Regions from separate parts of the Homo sapiens genome. Here region 2 is linked to region 1. A link is a contact called in ENCODE Hi-C or POLR2A ChIA-PET data. All regions are on one chromosome and are shown on one strand. Each heading gives the region's core, a stretch centred on a gene start or an enhancer-like site at or near the end of the contact. The rest is flanking DNA. Distances are from core to core; before and after follow the strand shown. Region 1 overlaps CRTC3 (CREB regulated transcription coactivator 3). Region 2 holds the start of BLM (BLM RecQ like helicase).

Region 1 (4,050 bases), core at 743-3,242:
AGAAAAATAAAATTGAGACCTCAGAGCCCTCAACGTGACAGCAGATGGGCTTTCTGACTGAGAAGAAAGATCCATGGGTGATCAGGTGGGAGTGAAGGCAGAGAGAGCAGGGGCGCGGCAGGGAGAAGCGTCCAACAGCACAGAGCAAGGATGGAAAAAATGTGACCACTGTGAAACAGGTCATTAGTAACGTTCACACAATTCCTCTGCAGCTGGGAGAAATACAGGTGGTTCCTTTCCAAATATAGTTACTACCTAACGGAGTCACCACTGATCTAAGGAAAGTAATGCGCCCCCCGGTTCAAGACCCTCTAACGACTCCCATCTTCTCTGCGTCAGATCCAAGCAATACAAGCCTCCTTGAACTCCAGGCCCACTCCTGCCTTGGGGTCTTTGCACTTGCTGTTCCTGCTGCCTGGAGCCCTCTCTGCGTCGCTTCACACTATCAGAAAGGTTTCCTCAACGCCCGCTGGTGGCTGCCTGTCCACCTGCCACAGTTGCGTCTCCTTCAGTGCATTTACCCACACATGACTTTTGCTGTGCTTTGCTTATTTGTTTCTGCCCATCTTGCTCTACTAGATTATTAGCTCCTCGAAAGCAGGAACTTGATCTGTTTTGTTCATTGTTTAACCCAGTGCCAAGAATTAGGGGGTCAATAAATATCTGCATGACTAGAAGTCACTGAATGGAATTCTATCTGTAAAGTAAGAGCAAGAAAGCAACTTTCTCTACCTAAGAAACACCTGCTTTAAAACTCTCCAGGTTGGCCAGGCATGGTGGCTCACACCTGTAATCCCAGTGCTTTGGGAGGATCACTTGAGACTAGGAGTTCAAGACCAACCTGGCCAACATAGCAAGGCCCTATCTATCTTTAAAAACAAAACAGGCTGGGCATGGTGGCTCATGCCTGTAATCCTAGCACTTTGGGAGGCCAAAGTGGGTGGATCACCTGAGGTCAGGAGTTCAAGACCAGCCTGGCCAATATGGTGAAACCCTATCTTTTCTATAAATAAAAAAATTAGCCAGGTATGGTGGTGCACGTCTGTAATTCCAGCTACTTGGGAGGCTGAGGTAGGAGAATCGCTTGAACCTGGGAGGCAGAGGTTGCTGTGAGCCAAGAGCATGCCACTGCACTCCAGCCTGAGCGACAGAGCGATACTCCATCTCAAATAAATAAATAAATACAAACAAACTAACTAAACAACAACAACAAAAACCTCTTGAGGGCTAAAGTACTGCAGCCCAATTCTATAATGTTAGGCTTTCAGAGCCTGAAGGTTATCTGATGGTTAAGCCAAAATTGATTCTTGAGGAAAATGTTTGTTTTTGTTTTTGTTTTTGTTTCCAAATTTCCATTTTACCAGGAAGCCCCTGAACCAGACTAGGTTGAGGGAGACTCCCTTGAGGAAAAGCTTGCCCCTTCCATGGGAATGTCCTGCACCTCTCGGCGGCCTGTCTTTTGTTGGGCATGCGTCCTGGCAGGCTTGCCCACTTTCTGAAGCAAACATCAACCCGTGGCGCAGCTCAGCAAATCACCTGAGTTTACGTTTAACCTGCCAGAAAGAATGTCTGAGCTCCAGGTACTCAGTAGAGAGTGCCTTGACTGCGCTGCTGTGAGATACTCACAGGAAGCTCTGTTGGGGGAAATCACATTCAATGACTGCTTGAAGTGGATTTAGTTCACCCACTGACCCACTGGTGATTGTATGTACTAAGTCAGATCATGCAAGAATCCCATTTCCAAACCACATTATTTTGGCCCTGCAGCCTTGCTGTTTCTGAATTGGCTTCAGTTCCAAGTGGTGGGACTGCTCTCACGGACACTATGATAAACAGCCCCAGGAAGCCTCCTTGGGGCTCTCTCAGGACACAGCCCATCGAGTTCCAAGGGGTCCTCTCTGTGAACCTCCCCAGCAGCTGTCTGTACCGTCCCACGCAGCACACCAGCCGGCCCTCCCAAGGCAGTTTCTGTTAAGGCAAGGGCCTCATTATCTCTCTCATCTCCTCGTTCTCTCTTAGACTCAACTTCCTCATGAACTTCCTTTTTCATTTGCTTGTACTATATTTTTGTAAGTTGTCTCAAACCTTTTAGGGAGTGAAGTTGCATACTATTAAATCCACTAACAAATTAATGGTTTCATAGAAACTTTTTTGTATTGCAAATGGAAAATATATTTATCTTCCATTTATGTTTTTAAATTGTTGTAAAATAAATATACCATAAAATTTACCATTTTAACCATTTCTGTGTGTACAGTTCAGTGACATTAAGTACATTCACAGAAACTCTCTTAATTAACTTCTGTGCCATTAAGCTGCCAGGTGAACTGATGCTTCCCTTTTCCCCTGGCCAGGATGTCACCGATGCCCACAGCCTGCCACAGCTCGGGGCTGGTAGGCTCCTCTCGATTCCTGCACGTTTCTGCTTCTGACACTGCTTCTACCCGGAGAGTTGTGTATTTACCAAGAGTCAGTTGTGTGATTCTCAAACATACTTATGTAAGTTTTGTTTGTTATTATAGTCATGTAATTTAATTAGTTTAAACAGATGAAATATGAGTATCAAAAGAGAGTGGCTGTTTTTATGAAAATGCAGTTGACTTTCAATTTATGCATAGCAAGTTACGTTTCTGAGAGTTCTGTAACAAAGCAGCGAGACTTTTGGGAAAAACCTTCAGGATAGTCCCTGAAACACGAACAGAAAGAATATTACTTACTTGCCACCTCCAACATCACAGGATCGAGGGCGTCCTGACAGGGACTGAATCTGAGAAGAGACAATGAAAGCTGGGCTTACTCGCTGTAAAGCCAAATTCAAGTTTTTGAAAAGTGTCTTCGTAAGGACCTTGAGGCTCTAGTGGGCGCAAGTGAGAGCTTGCGTGTCGACAGAGTCCTCACACAGCAGCCTTTTAGGTTTTGGCATGACTTTTTTAAACTCAAACTTCCAGGCCTAAGGGAGGCATAATATTAATACATTTTCCTAATTTGATGCCTTATCAATTTACCTTCTGGATTAACATTAAAAGACCAATGTTTTACACATAGAGCTTTTTACGGAGTTTCACTCTTGTCATCCAGGCTGGAGTGGCAGTGGCACATCTCAGCTCACAGCAACCTCCGCTTCCTGGGTTCAAGCGATTCTCCTGCCTCAGCCTCCCGAGTAGCTGGGATCACAGGCATGCACCACCACACTCGGCTAATTTTTGTATTTTTAGTAGAGACGGGGTTTCACCATGTTGGCCAGGCTGGTCTCAAACTCCCGACCTCAGGTGATCCACCCGCCTCGGCCTCCCAAAGTGCTGGGATTACAGGCATGAGCCACTGGGTCTGGACGACATAGAGCTTTTAAATAAACATTTCTTTTCCAATTGGCTTGAGAGGAAATGAAATAAATAAAAGAAAAAAGCAGGGTGAAAAAAGAAATGAATGTCAGAAGAAACTAAGCTATTTCAACTAGAATATAAGCTCCAGACGGACAGGAATGAGTATTACAAATCCACAAGAACCAAGGGAGATGAACATCTCTTTCCAGAGACCAGTCCCTGGTACTCAGGGAGGAGGGCACACCACTGCCCTCTTTGGTGGAGAAGACATAGTTATCCTCTGATAAAAGCCTCCACAACCACATGTGCCTCTCACAGCCAAAAGACAGTGTGGTTGCTTCTCCTGTGTTTAAATATGTAAATTTTAAATCATATCTCTTTTTTACTTCCCAAATGATTAAACATCAAATACATCTTGCTTTTACAAAAAGCCTTTTAAGACAACTAATGCTAATGGTGACTCTGGTAGACTTGGCAGAAGAAAATGGAACTGGGCCAAAGGGATCCTAAACAGGTGGGGATAGTTAAGTACACAGGCAATACAAACAATTGCAATAGAGCATCCTTAAGGGCTGGAACAGATTAACTGTTTTCTTTCAAAGTCAACACAGCTTCCCTCTGGGAAGAAAGGCCAAGGCAAGTACCGTGGGACCTCCCCTTTCTTCCACAGTGGGTGAGGTTTAGAGAGCCGAGGTGGAGGTCAGCTAGCACAATTTTAGATACAAAT
Region 2 (4,332 bases), core at 876-3,375, 97 kb before region 1:
CACCACCACGCCCAGATAATTTTGTATTTACTATAGAGAGGGAGTTTCGCCATGTTGGTGAGGCAAGTCTCGAACTCCTGGCCTCAGGTGATTCGCCCGCCTCATCCTCCCAAAGTGCTGGGATTATGGGTGTGAGCCACTGTGCCTGGCCTCATTTCAGATATATTTAAAATCTCACTCATGGCCGGGCGCGGTGGCTCGCCTGTAATCCCAGCACCTTGGGAGGCGGAGGCAGGCGGATCACGAGGTCAGGAGATCGAGACCATCCTGGCTAACACAGTGAAACCCCGTCTCTACTAAAAATACAAAAAATTAGCTGGGCGTGGTGGTGGGTGCCTGTAGTCCCAGCTATTTGGGAGGCTGAGGCAGGAGAATGGCATGAACCCGGGAGGCGGAGCTTGCAGTGAGCCAAGATCGCGCCACTGCACTCCAGCCTGGGCGACAGAGCGAGACTCCATCCCCCAAAAACAAAAACAAAAACAAACTCACTCATTCCAGGAATGACTATGAAAAAGGAAAAAACAGATAAAAATTTAAAAATCAAAACAATAAACTATCACTCATTCCCCTTACCTTTTTCCCTTCCCTTCCTGCTCATAGGTAATACCACCTGTCCTGAAGCGGATGTGTAGAACTTCCCAGCATGATGATGTTCTACTGCACATCTAACACTTTTCCTGATTTTTTAACTCTTGGTTTCCTCAGTAAAACGAAGGAAATAACTACTTCTCCAGGTTACTGATAGGACTGTAAACTATACTTATAAGGTACCTGTCATGGTGAGTGGCATTGAAAGTGACACAGGACCCAGAAATTTCATTTCTTCCCAGTAGATTATAAGCTACTGTCTGACAGTATAAGCAGCCCAGCTAACAAAATGTTGATTTAATTAATTCTATTTACTATTCCCCAAACAGAATACTTTTGCCTACCCGCTTCTTCATCTTCTGATCTCTCATGCAGTCTCTCGAATTCCTGTCCCTTAATCTTGACAGTGACACACCAGTGTTATTTATCTGCATGGGTGGCACAAGGAGCTGTCAGTCACCTGCTCCATCTCACGCCATGAGGTACCTAAAGTTCTGTGTGACCTAAGGACAGGTGAGGGCTATAGGAGAAAGCCTAATGTTGTGGGACATACTTTAAAATCAGGCGCTTAGTTCAAATCCTGTATCTCTAGCACTTAATCACCAAATGCTCTTTCTGTACGGAGACAACCTCTTTGTACTTCAGATTCTCCATGTCTAAAATGGGGACAATTTCATCCGCTTCTCTGGGTAATGATAACAGAACCCTTACTGTGTACTATGTAACAGGTAGCCTTCGAAGCATTTATTATTGCATATATTAAGTCGTTTAATCCTAACAAAAACGCCAGGAAGTAGAAGAGACCATTTCCCCCATATGACAGACGAAAACCAAGACACTTAGTGTTTCAGTAACGTGCAGTAGACACAGAGCTAAATGTGAAGGAGCCAGAATTCGAACCCAAGCAATCTGATGCAGTATTCTTAAGCACTTCGCTTTGCTGGGATATCGTAAAGCTACAGTTGTAAGATCAAGGGTGCCAGGAACATGGCACACAGTAGACACTCAAAAACAAGAGTAGCCCAGCTCGTGATTATGGAAGGCCACAGAAAAAGTACAAAGTGTTTTCGTTGTTCCTCAGGAGGGACACGGAGGTAGTAGTGCCAGAGGTCTGGGCTGGGATTACTCTGTGCAGGGCATCATGTTACGCACTGGAGTATATGGGCAACAACATGCCAGGTCCTAGCCCATGCTCGGCCTCCGACGCCCCGGGAGACCTTGGCAGAGTTCGCCCCCGCCCCGGGCCTCTGTTTCCCCATTTGGGAACGTATTTATGTATCTGCTGTCCTCCCAGGATGTTGGCCAGACTAGAGGACTCAGCGGGCCGAGGCGAACCAGTGCAGGAAACGGAAGAACCCGAGCGGCCTCCAGCTCCGGGCCGGGCCGCCAGAGCAGGGCTAGATCAATGCGGACCGACCCGTAGTTACGCGCGCGGTACTCACCTCGCACGCAGACTCCTAGCGGACGGAACCAGGATCCAAACTTCCCGCGCCGCAACCACGGCCGCCGCGCCAAGCCCTGGCTCACTTCCCGCCGGAAGCTTGCCTATTCCGATTGGCTGCTTCCTGGGGAAGCCGACCAATACTGTCGCACTCGGACATCTGTTCCCGCCCCCTCAGGCTGCTGGGGCGGGGTCGCCGTACAGCGCCGGGAGGGACGCGTATCTCCAAAGCCCAATCAGAGTCCGGACGGGAGGGTCAGATGACTACGGTTACATCTCGGGCTTCCGGAGCTAGTTGGGTCTTTGTTTTTGGTGTTTTAGAGTCGGTGAAGGCTTTAAAGGAAGTAGGCAGCTGGAACCCGGCTGTGGCGGGTTGAAAAGCCCGGGCGTTTGAGAGCTGAGACTTGCCAGTTCCCACAGGCCAAGCCAGGCGTCTGCACCCCATTCTCTTGGTTCCGACGGTGTGTCTCTGCGATGTTTTGGCGGTCTCTCCTCTCCATCCCCTTAATAATACTGGTCTCTGTTTCACCCGTACCCCTCTACACGAGCAGGTGCAAATTGTCATTGAACCGGGAAAGTGGGCACACACTCAGATGCCTCCATGGACACGTGAGAAACCATGCTTCTGTTTCAGCCTATTGCTGACACGCGGGAATGTGGGCCCTGTGATGCCAGATCTTACTTTCTTTCCTTTCTTCCTCTCTTCTCCCCTCTCTACTTCCTTCCCTCTCTCCTTCCCTCCCGCCCTCCCTCCTCTTTGTGTGTGTGATAAAATCTATCTAACATAAAATTCACCATTTTTAAGTGTACAGTTCACTGGCATTAAGTACATTCACATTGTTGTGAAACCATCACCACTATCCATCTCCAGAACTTTTTCATTATCCCAAATAGAAAATCTGCCTGTTACACAGTAACTCCCCGTTACCCGTTTCTCACAACCCCTTATAGCCGATATTGCACTTTCTGTCTGTAAGTGCGAGGTACCGCATATAAATTGAATCATACAATAATTGCTCTTTTCTGATTGGCTTATTTCACTTAGCATAATGTCTTCAAGGAGCATCTATGTTGTAGCATGTATCAGAATTTCTTCCTTCTTGAGGCTAAATAATATTCCATTATACATGTATACTACATTTTGTTTATCCATTCATCCATATAAATGGATGCTTGGTTATTCCCACCTTTTGGCTATTGTGAATAATGCTGCTATGAACTTTGGTATACAAATAATCATTCTCCACATAATACGCAGAAAGAGTTTTCTAAAATGTAAAAATCTGTTCAAGTTACCTCCCTCCTGAAAATCTTCTATGGTAAATTGAAACCAAAATATGATACTATTAAACACTCCATAGAATAGCTGAAATGAAAAGACTGACAATTCCCTTAGTTGCAAAGATGCAGAAATGGGACTCTCATACAGTGTTGATGGGAGTGTAAAATGGTACAACCACTTTGGAAACATCAGTCTCTACTGAAATCAAATTTACCCCTACCCTATACCCCAGAAATCCCATTTCTAGATATTTACCCCAAAAAATGAATGCCTTTATTCACCAAAAGACTCATAGCAGCTTTATTCATAATAGCCAAAGGGAAAAAACCCAGATGTCCACCAATAGATGAATAGATAAATTGCAGCTTATTCATATAACTGTATACTACTGTTGAAGAATAATTTTAATATCAAATATAATACAGATATAAAATAAATGTTAGAGATTTTATTTAACTCATTAATGAATGAGATATCCAGAAAGATTACAACTGCTTCAATGGAAAATTCAAAGTACCACACACATAGTCAAATGAGGAATAATGAAATAACTACAAATATATACAAAAACTGGCAGAACTGATGAAATCCACAGCTTAGTAATCAATTGCATTCTACTGAAAACAATTTGCATTTCTTTTTTTTTTTTTTTTTTTGAGACGGAGTCTCACTCAGCCGCCCAGGCTGGAGTGCAGTGGCGCAAGCTCGGCTCACCGCAACCACCATCTCCCAGGTTCAATAGAGTCTCCCGTCTCAGCCTCCCGAGTAGCTGGGATTACAGGCACCCGCCATCATGCCCAGCTAGCTTTTTGTATTTTAGTAGAGACAGGGTTTCACCGTGTTGGCCAGGCTGGTCTCGAACTCCTGACCTCAGGTGATCCGCCTGTCTTGGCCTCCCAAAGTGTTAGGATTACAGGCATGAGCCACCGTGCCCGGCCACAATTTGCATTTCTATAGACAAGAAGTGTCTATAGTTTGTATAGTTGTTCTGTAGCTCAAAGACAGTGAAAGGTTTAGAGTC

What was found. A loop is a pair of places that touch in the nucleus more often than their neighbours do. ChIA-PET counts read pairs that join two places held with the same protein, here RNA polymerase II (POLR2A). Pooled maps may share reads with other maps.
Region 2: a pooled map shows a loop between it and region 1 (6-fold over the local background). The contact joins the promoter of BLM here to the enhancer-like site in region 1. A Hi-C loop is called at or near these places in 1 of 168 maps with a recorded cell type or tissue (endothelial cell of hepatic sinusoid), 1 of 37 single-sample maps with no recorded cell type and 7 of 50 pooled maps. POLR2A ChIA-PET finds 5 or more read pairs at or near these places in 5 of 52 experiments (H1, OCI-LY7, activated CD4-positive, alpha-beta memory T cell and 2 more).

Annotation. Positions count from the first base shown.
Region 1 is chr15:90,618,458-90,622,507 of GRCh38, reverse strand. CRTC3 (CREB regulated transcription coactivator 3) reads right to left here. Exons shown (of 15, transcript NM_022769.5): 9 at 2,718-2,767. It overlaps CRTC3-AS1 (CRTC3 antisense RNA 1), which reads left to right. Exons shown (of 4, transcript NR_120372.1): 4 at 2,355-2,499. Among named protein-coding and RNA genes, the nearest start is that of LINC01585, 40 kb to the left of the region's middle. RefSeq lists an enhancer at 1,653-1,702. Within about 2 kb of position 1,992, at least 5 of the 41 ENCODE cell types and tissues checked have a DNase peak (open chromatin) inside an H3K27ac peak, as active enhancers do.
Region 2 is chr15:90,715,139-90,719,470 of GRCh38, reverse strand. It overlaps BLM (BLM RecQ like helicase), which reads right to left and starts at 2,125. Exons shown (of 22, transcript NM_000057.4): 1 at 2,031-2,125. It overlaps CRTC3-AS1 (CRTC3 antisense RNA 1), which reads left to right and starts at 2,331. Exons shown (of 4, transcript NR_120372.1): 1 at 2,331-2,490.